2 separate regions of the Homo sapiens genome follow, and region 1 is linked to region 2. The links are chromatin contacts, found by Hi-C in ENCODE. All regions are on one chromosome and are shown on one strand. The core of a region is the stretch at or near the end of the contact, and the rest is flanking DNA. Distances in the headings are between cores, read along the strand shown.

Region 1 (7,439 bases), core at 1,369-3,868, 2.2 Mb after region 2:
CTTCAATAGAGAAAACATGGTTTTGTGTATGGTGTATGTATGGGTTTGTTTTTCCCCATAACATTTTTAAAAATTTATGTACTGTAGGCTGGGCACAGTGGCTCACGCCTGTAATCCCAGCACTTTGTGAGGCTGAGGCGATTGGATCACTTGAGGTCAGAAGTTCGAAACCAGCCTGGCCAACATGGGGAAACCCTGTCTCTACTAAAAATACAAAAATAATTAGCCAGGCATGGTGGCACGCACCTGTAGTCACAGCTAATTGGGAGGCCGAGGCACGAGAATCGCTTGAACCTGGGAGGCTGAGATCACACCACTGCACTCCAGCCTGGGTGACACAGCGAGACTCTGTCTCAAAAAAAAAAAAAAAAATTACTGTAAAACTCACTCTTGGATGTATAGTCCTATGTGTTGTAACATATGTATAGATTCTTATAAGTACCACCACACATGGGACCAGAACAATGCCAACGTTCCAAAGAATTCCTGAACCATCCCCCGCCCATGGCAGTCACTGATCAGTCCTTAGCATTTTGGCTTTTCCGGAGCACCGTAGATGGAATCACACATCTGTTGTTAGTGGCTTTTGTTAGTGGCGTTTTTCAGTTATTGTCATGCCTGAGGAATCCTTCCGTGTTCATGCATGTGTCACTTGTTTGTTCCTTTTTACTGTTAAGTAGGGCACCAGGGTGTGTATAACCAGGTTTACCTATCGAAGGACATGTGGGTGTTTCCAGAATTTGGTGATTATGAACAGTGTTGCTATGAATATTGATGCACTTTTTTGGTATGAACATAAGTTTTTCATTTTTCTAGAGCAAATACTTATGAGTAGGATAGGTATTTAATTTCTATTTAATGTCTGTTTAATTTTCCAGAGTGCCTGTATAATTTTGCATCCCCACCAGCATTTGGGGTACTGTCAGTAATTTTCATGTTTGCCATTTTAGTAGGTGTGGAATGGTATTTCATTGTAGTTTTAATTTGCATTTCCCTAATGACTTATGATTTTTGAGTATCTTGTCCTAAGACGCTTACTATTTCCCGTCAGTACTCTAGAGTTTGGAGTAGGATATTCATTTTAGGTAAATGCTACCATGTGGGAATATGGGGCCGGGCACAGTGGCTCACCCTGTAATTCCAACACTTTGGAAAGCCGAGGTGGGAGGATCACTTGAGCCCAGGTGTTCGAGGCTGCAGTGAGCTATGATTGTGCCATTGTACCCCAGCCTGGGTAACAGAGTGAGACACTGTCTATCTCTTTTATTAGTAAGGAAAAAATACTACCGTGTGGTTGTTCGGAATAGCCTTACCAGCTAAATGCCTGGTTTAGCTGTGGGTTTTTGTTTCTGTGTTTAAGTAAAAAAATAAAAACCTTTACCGATCTACAATTCACCCACTTAAAATATACAATTCAAGAGTTTCTGGTATATCACAGAGCGGTGCAGCCATCACCACAATTTTAGAACATTTCATCCCCTCGAAAGATACTCTACCCATCATCATTCACTTCCCATTTCTTCCCAGATTCCCGAGTCTCCTTTCTGTCTCTATAGATTTGCGTATTCTGGACACCTCATATAAGTGTAATTATAGAACATGTGTCCTGTTGTGTCTGGTTTGTTTCACGCGGCATGTTTTCAAGGGCTCTGTTGCAGCATGTGTCAATAGCTCTTTTTATTGCTGAATAATGTTCCATTCTGTGGATAGACCACACTTTGTTATCTATTTATCAGTTGGTGGATATTTGGGTTTTTATTTTTTGGCTGTTGTGAATACTGTTCCCATGAACATTCGTGTACAAGTTTTTGTGTGGATATGTTTTCCTTTCTTTTGGATGTATTACTTGGGAGTGGGGTTATTGGGTCAAATGTGTTTTGGGAGCCCCCATCTGAATTGGGTTCCAGTATCAGAGTAGCTAGCGACCCTTCCCTAAGGGGAACTGAAAGGCAGCTGGATGTGGGTGATGACCGTGTGCCTTTCACAGGATGCTTCTTTTACCTGGTGGATGGGCTCACGCATAATGGTCTGAGCCCCGACTCGGGAAACTTGTTTATACTGACGGACACCCCTGTGGGTCTTGTCTGACTACCTGGCCATCATTCTGGTGCTGGGAGTCCAACCTTGTTTGCTCCCACACGTCCTGGGGTAATGTGGTTGGTTCTTCGGATGGAGGGTACAGAGTCCGTACACCATCACAACAGGAAGCAAGTTCAAACATATATTTTAGAAGATGCTTTTGAAAAATGGCTACATAATGATTGTACAGATATCTGAGGTACATGTGATATTTTGATATTACATATAATATGTCGTGGTCAAATCCAAGTTCAAAGACTTATTACTTACATATCCTGGGCAGGAGGCAGTCCTCTGTCCTGGGTTACACAAGGCAAGAATGAAGAGTCAGGCAGAGAGAGAGAGCGACAGAGAGAGTGTGCACAACTGGCAGTATACATTATATAAGAGGGAACAGGGCGTGGGGCTCTGTAAGTTCTCGGGCAGGCCTGAGTGTTCTGTTTAAAGGAAGCAGATGGAACATGGGGAGCTCAGTCTGCTGGGTGTAGGAGATGCCTCTAAGTTCTTATCTTGGCCAGCGAGCTGGGCCTTTTGGGTGTGGTCTAGAACTGGAGACCGTGTCAAGGGTGACTAAGCCCTGCTTCTGGTATGAGAAAGTTAAACTTGTATTCAAAATGGATGCCAAGGCAACATAAAATTTGAAGAGTTTACTGTAATATACAAATTTTATGTTTAACCTTTTGAGGAACTGGTTTTTTTTTTTGTTTTTGAGGAACTGTTGAGACTGTTTTCAGTAGTGGCTTATGTTCTCATGGTAGTGAATGAAGGTTTCAATTTCCCCTTGTTTGTTTTTTTAAAATTGTGTTAAGCAGTATCTCATGGTTTTCACATGCATTTCCCTCATGACTAATCATGGCTAATTGTGTTGAGCATGGTTTGTCTACGTTCTTGGCAACATTGATACTATAAAACTTTCTTTCACCAATCTCTTAGCTATAACAGTATTTTATGTTTATTTCCATTTCTATTAATCATAACTTTGAGCATCTATGTATGTTCTTAACCATTAGGATTATTCTGTTGAATTCATATCTCCTAGGAAGTTTTCTATAGTTTAATGTGTTTATTACATGTGATTATCAAATTCCCTTTCAATTTTCTAGTCAGGAAATAATTGTCTGATAATTAGGCTTATGAAGTATTGTGAAACTAAAAAAGGGTGCCCAAAACTATATGTTTTGGCCTGGTAGCCACATTACAAATTAATTCATTACAAATTATTTCTAGTCTGTGAACAGGAGCTCTTGTGAGTCTCACCAGCGCTAGTCACATTCCTCAAGCTTGACCATCCCTTTGAGAACTGATGAAACAGCTTTGAAATTGGCAAAGCTGAAGAATGGACTTCAAAGCAGAGAAGGTGTGAATTGTTTTAAGTGGGAGCTTCATGGGAATAAAATATGAGGCGTGGCCCTGAAGGTTAGTTTGTGGTATGTTACAAAGTTAACTCATTCTGATTTAAGACCACCTTTTCTGAGAGTTAGGGGAAAGTGCTTTTTCTCTCTGCCATAGCTCGTATGGCATGGAACCAGACACTGTGTACACAGACATGCCCCTGGCCCCTTTAAAATACCCCCTGTTCCTCCCACCCTCACTTTCCCGGACAATAGCAATAAGTTTACCAAGAAAGATCTCATCTTCTGTCCCAACAGAAATTCTAAGTAGCATTTCTGCTCTCCAGTGGGGCTTGTGGTGTAAGTTGCATTTAAATTGGCATTCTTTTCTGCTGACCCTGAAAGGCTAGTGGTTTACTTGTAGGCAAATACTCTTGCTGTTTATTAACATACATTCTTCTGTGAAATTTCCTACTATGTTTCTTGTCTCTTAGTGTTGGTTTTTGATACCACAGGTGTGTTCTCTGACTTTATCACACTAGTTTTAACTTTGAAGCGTCCTCTGTTGGGGAAAAAAATCCTTGATTTTAATGTAGTTAATCCATCAGTTTTTCACCTTATATGATTTCTGCTTTTGGGATCCTGTATACGAAATACATCAGCTTCTCATAGGTTACAAATATATTTATTTTTTTTCTTCTATTAGCTTTATAATTAGCCTTTCATATTTTAGTATTTGAAGTAGCAAGAAGCGGTGGGGAGCAGGAAGAATTCTGGGTAGCTGGGACCGTCATTGCAGGCTACGTGTTTCTTTATATTTTTGAGTTTATTGTAATGTCAAACACTTGTTATGCATTGGTGTTTGAATTCTCCTTTGGTACTTTCCCTGTTGCATTTTGGGCCATGTGGGTTTATGGGATAACACCACTTGAGCTTGACTTGGTGGAATAGAGGTTTTAGGGTTGGGGGAAGAGATCTGCAATGGGCTTTTGGGAAGTGTCATAAAAGAAGCTAGAGACAAGACCTAGTTAGAGGGGAGGCTGCCTTTACCATCACATTTCTGTTTGTCTCCCGCCTTCCTGACTCTGTGCTCTGGAGATCTGGAGACCTGGAGACCTGCCTCAGGATATCCCGTCCTGGCTGGGAATGAAGCCAGGGAGTGTGGTAGTCTAATTTTGGGCTCTGTTTCCTCATCTGCAGACACTGGGCATACTTGTCTTTTAAGTTATTTGCAGTCTGTAATTGATTTGGCTCAGCTGGCCCTAAGATACGGTATTCCTTGTGTAAAGTCAGAGAAATCAGAGCCAAAGATAATTAGAGCTGGAAAGGCCTTCAGAGGTGGCTAGCCCTTATCTTTCTTTCTCTAGGCTAGAAAACCATGGCCCAGAGAAGCTGAGTGATTTCCTTTTCTTCTACTATCAACACTAGGACAAATACTCAGATTCCAGGCAAGTGTGAAGCGTTGGCCCTGTGCCAGGAGCCCGCAGGCCTGTCTTGCTAATTTGCTCAGGCTTTCAAAGCTTTTGCAGCCCTTTGGCTGTTGAGCTGGGATTTAGGGCCAGAGTTTCCTCATTCCTGGTCTACCGTTAGCTTCCCTGCACCTGACGGTTGTCCTCTTAAGTACTTCTCCCCCATTTTCTTACCGGATTCCCTCTCTCCAGTGGTGTGTTCTCCTTCTACAGAGGGTATTTCAGATATTTATTCAATAGTTCAGCCATTTTACAAAGTTGAGGAGGGAGAATCGGGTGGAGCAGACACAGTGGCACTGCCTTGCTGGAGGCATCCTCGCTGGCTCTCCCGCCCAGCTGCACATTTACAGAGGCCTAGTGTCGGCCAGCACCGTCCTTTGCACTCAGGCCTCTGCTCACAGGTCAGCACGCCCTTTGCATGTGTCCAGTGAGGTTCCCCTGAAAGCCTGAGCAAATTAGCAAGACGGGCCTGCGGGCTCCTGGCCCAGGGTCACCGTTTCACACTTGCCTGGAATCTGAGAGTATTAGGTCACATCTTCAAAAGACTGTATTTGTCCTAGCATTGAATTCTTACTCACGGCCACCGTATTTATTGGGTAGTTCAGCAGGAGAAATTCTTGCCTAACACGTGTCCGTGGTTTTAGTGCATTTTTAGTGCTTCGCCGATGCTCACCTCTGTACTCATATGTATTAAATGATTGAATTTGAATTGGTGCCGGTAGCTGTGCCCCACTTTGACATAGATCCGGAAGCTTAGCCAGGGTCCACAAGTCTGTCCTTTGTGTTTGAGTGGGAAATTGCACTGTGTGATTGATAACGGAGGAGCTGCTTCGGCTACGGGAGACATTGCCCTGTGAGCTCGGCAGGGCAGTCCTTGTCCTCCCCTCCTGTGCTCGCATCAGCTGCTGCCAGGAGCCTCGTTTTGGTTTTGTGGTCCTGCACCTTCCTTCGTTAGCACTGCTGTGTTCCTCACCTGTGGATGTTCACGGTTGCCTATGAATCTGGGCGGTGATTCCATTTGTTCTCATTGCAGCCGTTCCAGTTATTAGGAATCCAGCTGTCTGAAAAGCTGTATCCTTCCTGACGACCTGTATTTTATTTCCTTGTCACCTTTGCATCCTAGCACAGGGTCCGTGAGAACGTTGCTCTTTTTGTCTGACAGTTCAGACCCGTCGGGCTCTAGAGAATTGACTGATGTGTTTGGAGTTAGTTCCTAGTCGTTTCTGGAGTGGTGACTGGTTTAGATTTTTGCCTTTTGAAAAGCTACTAGACGTAAAACTTAATTGGTGTTTTGGCGAGTCCTTTTGTCTGTGGCAGTTCATCTTTAGAGAAGTAAATTAATTTGTAGGTAAGCTTTTTCTCCTTTTTTGATTGGCTATCTAAAACATATATTTGAATCAAACTTTTAAAACAGAGATACAGAAAACTCTTCATGAAAAGATTTTTTTGTCTTCCTTTCTTTGTATGTTTGATATACAGATAACTGTTAACAGTATTCTGATTTCCATTATTCACATTTCTGTAGTGACAAGGATCAAGTATCTGCAGGCATTTCTTTGTCCCGGGAAAAGCAGATTTTTTCAAGGAAATGATGTGTTGATATATAATAGAACATACATAAATACTTTTGCTAGCTGTGCAGTTAGTTAGAAAGTGTTGATGTTTTGACATTGGGTGGCTGTTGGTCACTGCAGATGGAATTGCTGAAAGAAATTTACATAACCTGTTAAGAGACCAATCATTGTTGCACTAGATTAGGTACTCAAGTTAGTTTACAGAATTTTGATTATTTTTGGTTGGCTTGGTATGAGATTGGCTTTCGATTATATGCTTCAATTGGGTCTAATGACTCTTCCCTGTCATTGTAAATGGAATCAGTGGAGATAGGTCAATGACAAGGTTGATTATAGACCAGGGCTTACAGAAGCTAATCATCTGCAGTCTTCATTTACATACATGCTTCTGCTGTTGGCTTCCAGCCAAGGCTGGTGTAGTATAGTACATGAATTTTGGAGTCATTATTGATCATATATTTCCAACAAGTGTGATGAGGTGGAGTTGGCTTAAGTTGAAATGTTTAGTGGAAAACATTGGTTCGTTAAAAGTAGCAGTGGATCTACAGCTCTTTTTTGAGAATGAATTGCTATTATGTTTGCTGTCTACACTGAGGTGTGGCATGAAGCCTTTCTCTCGTCTCCTTTATACCTTGGTGGATCTGTGTTTCCGGACACTTTTCCTTTTGAAAGTTGAGATCCCGTTCAGAGGCTGACAGACTTGTCCCTAGAAGAAAGGGGGCATAAATATGCCAAATGCAAAACCACAATGATTTCTTTGATTACAGGGACCTTGGGGCCAGCTTGCGGTAAGAACTTGCCTTTAGAAGATCCTTTGGTTCCCATCAGTGTCTCCCTCTCCTCAAAGGGATGGCAGCCCAGTGGACAGTGGGCACATGACCCTGACATCGACAGACTCCCACGGAGGTAAGCTGCTCTGTCAGCGTCGCCCAGACAGACGTGCACCTTCCTCATCAGCCCGAACCTGCCTCCATCCACACCTTGTG
Region 2 (7,496 bases), core at 1,858-4,357:
ACCCATCTGGCAAAGGGCTAATATCCAGAATCTTCGAAGAACTTAATTTACAAGAAAAAAACAACCCCATCCAAAAGTGGGCAAAGGATATGAACAGACACTTCTCAAAAGAAGACATTTATGCAGCCAACAGACACATGAAAAAATGCTCATCATCACTGGCCATCAGAGAAATGCAAATCAAAACCACAATAAGATACCATCTCATGCCAGTTAGAATGGCTATCATTAAAAATTAAGGAAACAACAGATGCTGGAGAGGATGTGGAGAAACAGGAACGCTTTTATACTGTTGGTGGGAGTGTAAACTAGTTCAACCATTGTGGAAGACAGTGTGGCTATTCCTTAAGCATCCAGAACTAGAAATACCATTTGACCCAGCGATCCCATTACTGGGTATATACCCAAAGGATTATAACTCACACTACTATAAAGGCACATGCACACGTATGTTTATTGCAGCACTATTTAAAATAGCAAAGACTTGGAACCAACCCAAATGTCCATCAGCGATAGACTGGATTAATAAACTGTGGCACATATACATCATGGAATACTATGCAGCCATAAAAAAGGATGAGTTCATGTCCTTTGCAGGGACATGGATGAAGCTGCAAACCATCATTCTGAGCAAAGCATCACAAGGACAGAAAACCAAACACCACATGTTCTCACTCATAGGTGGGACTTGAACAATGAGAACACATGGACACAGGGTGGGGAACCTCACGCACCCACACCGGGGCCTGTCAGGGGGTGGGGTGCTGGGGGAGGGATAGCATTAGGAGAAATACCTAATGTAAATGACAACTTGATGGGTGCAGCAAACCAACATGGCACATACATACCTATGTAACAAACCTGCACGTTCTGCACATGTACCCTAGAACTTAAAAGTATAAAAAAAAAAACTGACTAAAATCTCATCTGCTTTTTATTTCCACCTATATATACAACCATATGTGTGTTATAAATGTTTCTGATATAAAGGATGTGTAATAAACAATACACAAGTAAAAGGCAGACACTCTTTATTGTCAGTTCTATCTACTTGACTGATTCTCACAGAAAGCTTTGCTTCTTTTTTGCCAAAGGCTTGTATCTGAATCCATCCAATGCTTGTAACTCAACCATGATGTGACTAGTGAAATTACATACCGATCCACTTTTTGCCAACAAATTTATTGTCCTTAAATCTGATATGTGATCTGTTAAACTACTTCTTACCCTTGTATAAACTCATTAAACTGCAATCTTGTTTCAGCACTAAACACATTTTTAAGTTTAATCTACATTATTAACATCTTCCCCATCACTTTCTGAAGTCTAGAGACAATCAGCAAAACAAATCGATCCCTGATTCATGATTCATAATGTTGGCTAATTTCCATGGTGTAAATACTTCGACCATGGCCCATTACAGTCTACCAACGAGACATCACTGAGTGTGGGCCGGGAAAACGCACGTGCAGTAAGCACATTATGATACGTAATACTGGAAATGGTAGGAAGTGGACAGACTTCAGAGTTATTTAGGAAGTAGAATCTTGGCGATTTGTTAGATGCCGAGGTGAAGGCAGAGTTTGGGAAACACTGGATAGTGGTGTCTTCACTATCACAGGGAGACAGGGAGTTGAAAGCAAGCAGGGAAAGGACGCATTCAGTTTTGGATGGGTTCCATTTGAGGTGCTTGTTACCAGGAGTAGCTGAATAGGAAGCTAGATAAACGGATTTGGAGCTCAGAGGAGCAAAGATTAGAGTTGCAAATTTGGGATATATTGATTTAAATGTTGACAGCAGGTTAAATCATTCAGGGAAAAATTGTGGAGTAAGAGGAAAGGTCTGAGACCTTGAAAACTCTGTTATTTGGTGGTCACCCAGAGTAGACAAGCACGCCAAGACTGGGGACAGACAGGAAAGTGGAGCACCCCCGCCACAGGAAGACGTGTTTTAAGGAGAAAGAAGGAATTTTGCTCAGATCAGTTAACACGAGAAAGGAGAGTGTCCTTTGACTTTAGTGATGTGGATGCTACTTGCGACAATTAAAAAGGCAATTTCACCGAGTGTGAAAACGAACACGTGGAGTTGAGAGACCACAAAACTGGGGGCAGGCGCCTCTTTCACCAACTTCAGCGATGGAAAGTAGAAGAGGGTGGCAGCAAGGGTACGTGGAGTAGAGAATCTTGGAATGATGAAATGCCGAGGATACGGATTCCAGTCCAGAGGGAGCAACGGATCGGATTCTGCGATACTGGAAAAACAGAAGGTGGGGGGGGGGGCTCGGTGATGGAGGGAGCAGGTGTGCAGTTTTGCCGGTGGAAAGTGGAAGTTTCTCTTTTCTCCTGAAGCAGGCGGCAAAGACCTCTGAGAGTGGGAGTGTGGTGGGTGTGCCGGGCCCCTGGATGGGAGTGGAGGTTTGGAACCAAGTGGCCCGAGCCTGCGGTGAGTGGGCCCGCCCTGGGTGGCTCTGGCCGCAGCAGGGTCGATGGGGCGGCATGGTCTCGGCGGGAAGAACACGGCTTCAGTCAGTTCTGTTCTAAGAAGCAGAAGGTGGAGATACGCATGTTTTAAACAACTCCTCCCGGACAGGAAGAAGTGGAGTTCTGGCTGTTCTGCGAGGACGCCGCAGTCCCAGCGTGGAGACCACCGCGCAGGCGAAGCGCGAGACAGGCCAGAAATAGGGTCCCGCGCGCGGACCCCGGAGGAAAAGCGAGGGCTCACTCGGTTTCCCGCAGCCAGCCTCGCCCGACCCAGCTGGGGCCGCCCCTTCCCGCCCCGGCCCCGCCTCCGCCTCAGCTCCGCGCCCACAACCCGGCTTCCTCCTCTCCCGCCGGGTCCGTCTGTCCCTGCGCCTCCTTCGCCGCCGACTAGCGCCCCCTGGCCTGACGTCACCGGCGCGTCCGCCAATGAGCTGAGGAGGGACTTGGCTGTGGCCTGAAAGTGACGGGAGCAGCAGCCAATGGTCGGGCGGAGGGGGCGGGCCGAGACTGGTGCTGGGGGGCGCCCGCGCGCGTGGGGAGCTGCGGGAGGCGCGGCGCGGGGGGGGTCGGGTGCGCGGCGGGCGGCCCCTCCCCCTGCCAGGTCCGGGCGGGTGCCTGGAGCCGCCAGAGTTTCCGCACCCGGGAGGGAGATGCGGCCGGGGCTCAGGCTCCTTGCAGGTAACGCGCGGGGCGGCCCCTGCAGGGCCGAGCGCGCCGCGGGGCGAGCGGAGTTGGACGCGGAGCGGGCGCGGGTTCCCCGCTGCCGCCGTGTCCCGAGCCCCGCACGGCGGCCCGGGCCAGAGCGGCGCTGCTGGAGGAGTTGGTTCCGGGACCTGAGCTGCGGCCCGGGCCGGGGTCACGGGGGACGCGGGCCCCTGTGTGAGCCGCACATGGGACAAAGGGCGCGGCGTGGAGGCTGCGCGCCCCGCCCGCCGCGCTCGGGCCCCTGAGCTTCTCCGCCCGGGCAGAGGTCGCCGCCCCCAGCCCCTGCCTGCACAGCCGCGCCGGCGCTCCCTCGGCCCGGGCGCACCCGGCGCCTGCGGCGCGTCCCCGGAGCGGCCATCTGGCCGCGGGGCCCCGCGCCTGGCCGCCAGCTGGCCGCGGCGCAGGCGATGGCTGGACACAGCCGGGCCGCTTGGCCGCCTGCCCTGGGTTCCGCGGCGGCTCCCCCGCCGCGCCGCGAGCGCCTGCTACTCCACGCTCGGCTGCGGAGCGGAGCGGCGCGAGCGCGGGGCCACCGGCCCGGGCGCCCGGGGCCACCGAGCCGCCGCTTCCCGGCGTGGGCTCGGAGTTTGGGGAAGCCGAGCAGGTGGCGCAGCCACTGCCCACCTCCTGCGAACTCTGCGGGGCTTCTGGTCTTGTTGATGTTGTGGCTATGGGCTGCGTGTGTGTTTTTCTTTTTTTTAAACCACACACAAAAGAAGGGAGGAGTTAGAGGAACGATCTAGCCACTATGAGTCATCCCACACTTCGCTCTTTCCCCGGGAGAGCAAATAAATGCATGGGGAGAATGTCTTGAGAAACAGTTATAGTAGGGACTGACTAGGTCCCCTCCCTGTCCCTTTTCTCTGCAGTCCTGTCTGCGCCGGGCGCGCCCCAGATGGAGTGGGGTAAAATCACGGCCAGTGCACCTAGATAGGGGAAATGGCTACAAGCTAGCAAACTGGAAACTTTCTGGGACAGTGGAACTGTGAATATCAAACCACACACATTCTTGCTATAGGCAGCCATGGCCCTCGTGCGCTACTGAATTATAAAATGGGAAGGCCGTCACAGCAGGACGATACCTTAGCCTTCAGTAGCATGTATTCAGCACTGCACGGAGGAGGGCGGTGGTGGTGGCTCGCGCCCCTGCCTTGAGGGGCCCAGGGTCTGATCAGTCAGGAAACTGCCAGGCCCAGGGATGCAGGGTCACAAACGATTGTGTTCTCTAATCTGATTCCCAGAGGCGCTGTCACCTCTCAGCGTGCATAGGATGGCTGGCTATGTGATTGAATGTTACAGATGAGGTAGAAAGGCTGGGCAGAGGTCAGCAGGCCCCTGGATGCATGGAGGGGAATATTCTTCTGTAGGTGGCTGCTGCTAATTTTTCCAAGGGGAAACATTTAGGTTTGGTCTCGCCATTCTGTTTACCGCAGTCCAGGCTGCCGTGTCAGCTGTCATTGGGCCCTCATGGTTCACAGCTGGATGACATTTGTTTTTCTGGGGTCCCTGTGTGGGGTCTTTTTGGCCTTCTCACTGATGATTAATTTGTTTTAACCTCCTGAAAACAGAGGCTCGATATGAGAAGTTTGAGAAATTGTAGGATAAAGGGACGTCTGCTTTGTTCCAGATTCAGCCCCTGTTGAGGGGCCAGTTGATTCTGTCGCAGGAGTCAGGTAGCGAGCAGAACACTGACTTCATTCCTCCTGGGTTGTGCCCTCTGCTTGGCCTGTAGCAGAGGCCACAGTGGGTCTCTCTTTTTGTTGCTTCATAAGGTGAACTAACGATCCAGCTATGGCAGAGGAGCCAGGGAGCCCAGGCAGGACATCATGTGGAGAAGAGGGACCAGAAAGTTCAACCTAGGGCCCATCTGGAAGAAAACAGAGCATCCTTTCCTATTTCATGTCCTGACTGTAAAAAATGGTGGAGGCCGGGCACGGTGGTTCACACCTGTAATCCCCATGCTTTGGAAGGCTGAGGCAGGAGGATCGCTTGAAGCCAGGAGTTTGATTCCAGCCTGGGCAACATAGTGAGACCCTGTCTCTACAAAAAAATATTTAAAATAGCCAGGCATGGTGGCATATGCCTATAGTCCCAGCTACTTGGGAGGCTGAGGTGGAAGGGTCCCTTGAGCCCAGTAAGGTGAAGCTGTGGTGAGCTATGATCATACCACTATACTCCAGCCTGGGTGGCAGAGTGAAACCCTGTTCAAAAAAAGGGGGGAAGGGATGTAGAGAGGGTGGTCCCCCGTCTCTGCCACCTTGCTCAGACAGGGCTTCTTTTAACTGAGTGCCAGGCCTGGCTCAGGTCATTGAGGAACAGAAGTCGTTTAGTGTTGGAGGAAGGAGAGTTGGGAACAAGGTCACTGTGCATGGTTGTACAGTTTGTGCCAGACACCTGACCAAGGAAGCCATGTGCCCCGGGTCTGCCCAAAAGAAGGGCCCGCCTTTCTCAGTCGCACCAGGTCACCCGATGGGCTACTGCTGGCCCTAGTGCTCAGCCCATCTGCAGGAATAAACACTGGCAACATGGGTGCGCCCGAGACAGGCAGTCAGGGACTGGGAAGCAGCGGCTAATTTCTCCAAAATCTAACAATAATGAGAACTAGTTGTTTGCATACATTTTCTCCTTTAATCCTTACCACCACCTTCTGAAGAAAGTGGTGGTGGTACTGTGTTGTGCCAGTGAGGAAATTGATTCTTAGAAAGACTAAGCAGTTCAAGGTCGTGCAGCCGGCAAGTCCAGGTTTGTCCGTCACCAGAGCCTTTGGTCTCAACCACTGGACTAGACTGATCACTTTGCCTGGCTTTCTAACAAATTGTAGCTTTTTTTTTTTTTTTTTTGCGTTTGCTAGTGAAAGGCATTTTCCAAACTGTTCCACTATGTACGTTAACAGTAAATCCCTTCAAAGAAAAGAGCATTTGTGAGTATTTTCAGTGGCAGCAAAGAAGTGGGAGGCCTTGGAGAAAGGAGAAGGAGCCCCCTGAGATAGAGAAGCAGGGGAGTCACAGCAAGGAGGGGAGAGCCAGCCAGAACTGGGAAATGATGTAGGGGCAGGGGCGTTGGAGGTAGGCCAGGTTTCCTGCTGTCCCTGCAAGAGCAGAGGAGGAGATCATCTGAGATCCACTGAGTCAGCCATCCACTTGACTTCCCAAGAGTCTGGACCTGGCCTCCTACCAGGGCATCTCGTTGATGGTGTGGTCCACAGTCTGCCTTATATATCCTGGGGCTGTGGCTTGGAACATGATTATGCTTAGAACATATTGCTTAGAACACGTTTATGTTCTAAGCAATCTGAGGTACAGTCGCTAATTTAGGAGCACAAAGTATTTCCTGATTTAGTATTCTACTTAGAAGGCCATTTGAACCTTGACAAACGTTTGTGAAATAATTTTCAAATATTTGAGCCTGAAGCAGATAATATCCAGGCTCAGTGGCACACTCCTATAGTCCCAGCTACTTGGGAGACCGAGGCAGGAGGGTTACTTGTGCCCAAAAGTTGAAGCTAGTCTGGGCAACATAGCAAGACGCCATCTCCAAAAATATATTGCATGAGCCAATAAATTCACTATTGAAACAATAAAACAGATAACGTCAAAACCGGTTACATGACCTTTTGTCAGCTCATGACTCTATTGTGCATTTAAAATTGCTATAAATTATTTGTTTTCCTTCACATTTAATTTTCTAAAATTTCTCCCCATGTTAAATCATAGTATCTTCCTAACTATTCAGTATTTGGCTTTGTTGGGCTTTGTTGTTGTTTGAGACAGGGTCTCACTCTGTTGCCCATGCTGTAGAGCCGAGGTGTGATCTCAGCTCACTGCAGCCTGGAACTCCTGGGCTCAAGCAATACTCGCACCTCTCAGTCTCCTGAGTAGCTGGGACTGCAGGCATACGCCTCCACACTCAGCTAATTTTTGTATTTTTTTTTGTAGACACGGGGTTTCACCTTGTTGCCCAGGCTGGTCTCGAACCTCTGGGCTCAAGCCATCCACCGGCCTCGGCCTCCCAAAGTGCTGGGATTACAGGCGTGAGCCATTGCAACCAGCCTTGATTTGTTGTTTTTTAAGTAGCAGGAGTAATTTCTTTAGCTGAAATGTAAGCATAGAGGTTGGGGTCTGTGTGCTAACCTGTGTTGTGTTTGCAGTTGTAATTTAGATTCGAGAAGTGGTTTATCCTTTGACTGGAAAAGAAAAGTAGCTGCAGTATTCCCCCAGCACTTGCTGAGAGCATGCCGTATGCCAGGCTGTGAGGCTCGAGAGACAAGCAGTGGAAGAGTTGCGGCCTGTTTCATCTCTGGATTGTAAATCT

Evidence for each region. A loop is a pair of places that touch in the nucleus more often than their neighbours do. Pooled maps may share reads with other maps.
Region 1: a pooled map shows a loop between it and region 2 (4-fold over the local background). The contact joins the enhancer-like site here to the promoter of TMTC4 in region 2. A Hi-C loop is called at or near these places in 3 of 50 pooled maps.

Annotation. Positions count from the first base shown.
Region 1 is chr13:98,504,835-98,512,273 of GRCh38, reverse strand. All of the region lies in intron 2 of STK24 (serine/threonine kinase 24), which reads left to right. Among named protein-coding and RNA genes, the nearest start is that of STK24, 69 kb to the left of the region's middle. RefSeq lists enhancers at 4,548-5,147, 5,148-5,747, 5,748-6,347, 7,373-7,439. Within about 2 kb of position 2,618, at least 29 of the 41 ENCODE cell types and tissues checked have a DNase peak (open chromatin) inside an H3K27ac peak, as active enhancers do.
Region 2 is chr13:100,670,406-100,677,901 of GRCh38, reverse strand. TMTC4 (transmembrane O-mannosyltransferase targeting cadherins 4) reads left to right here and starts at 3,107. Exons shown (of 19, transcript NM_032813.5): 1 at 3,107-3,158; 2 at 7,333-7,496. RefSeq lists enhancers at 2,437-2,516, 3,842-4,731 and silencers at 2,707-3,206, 3,237-3,596, 3,647-3,726.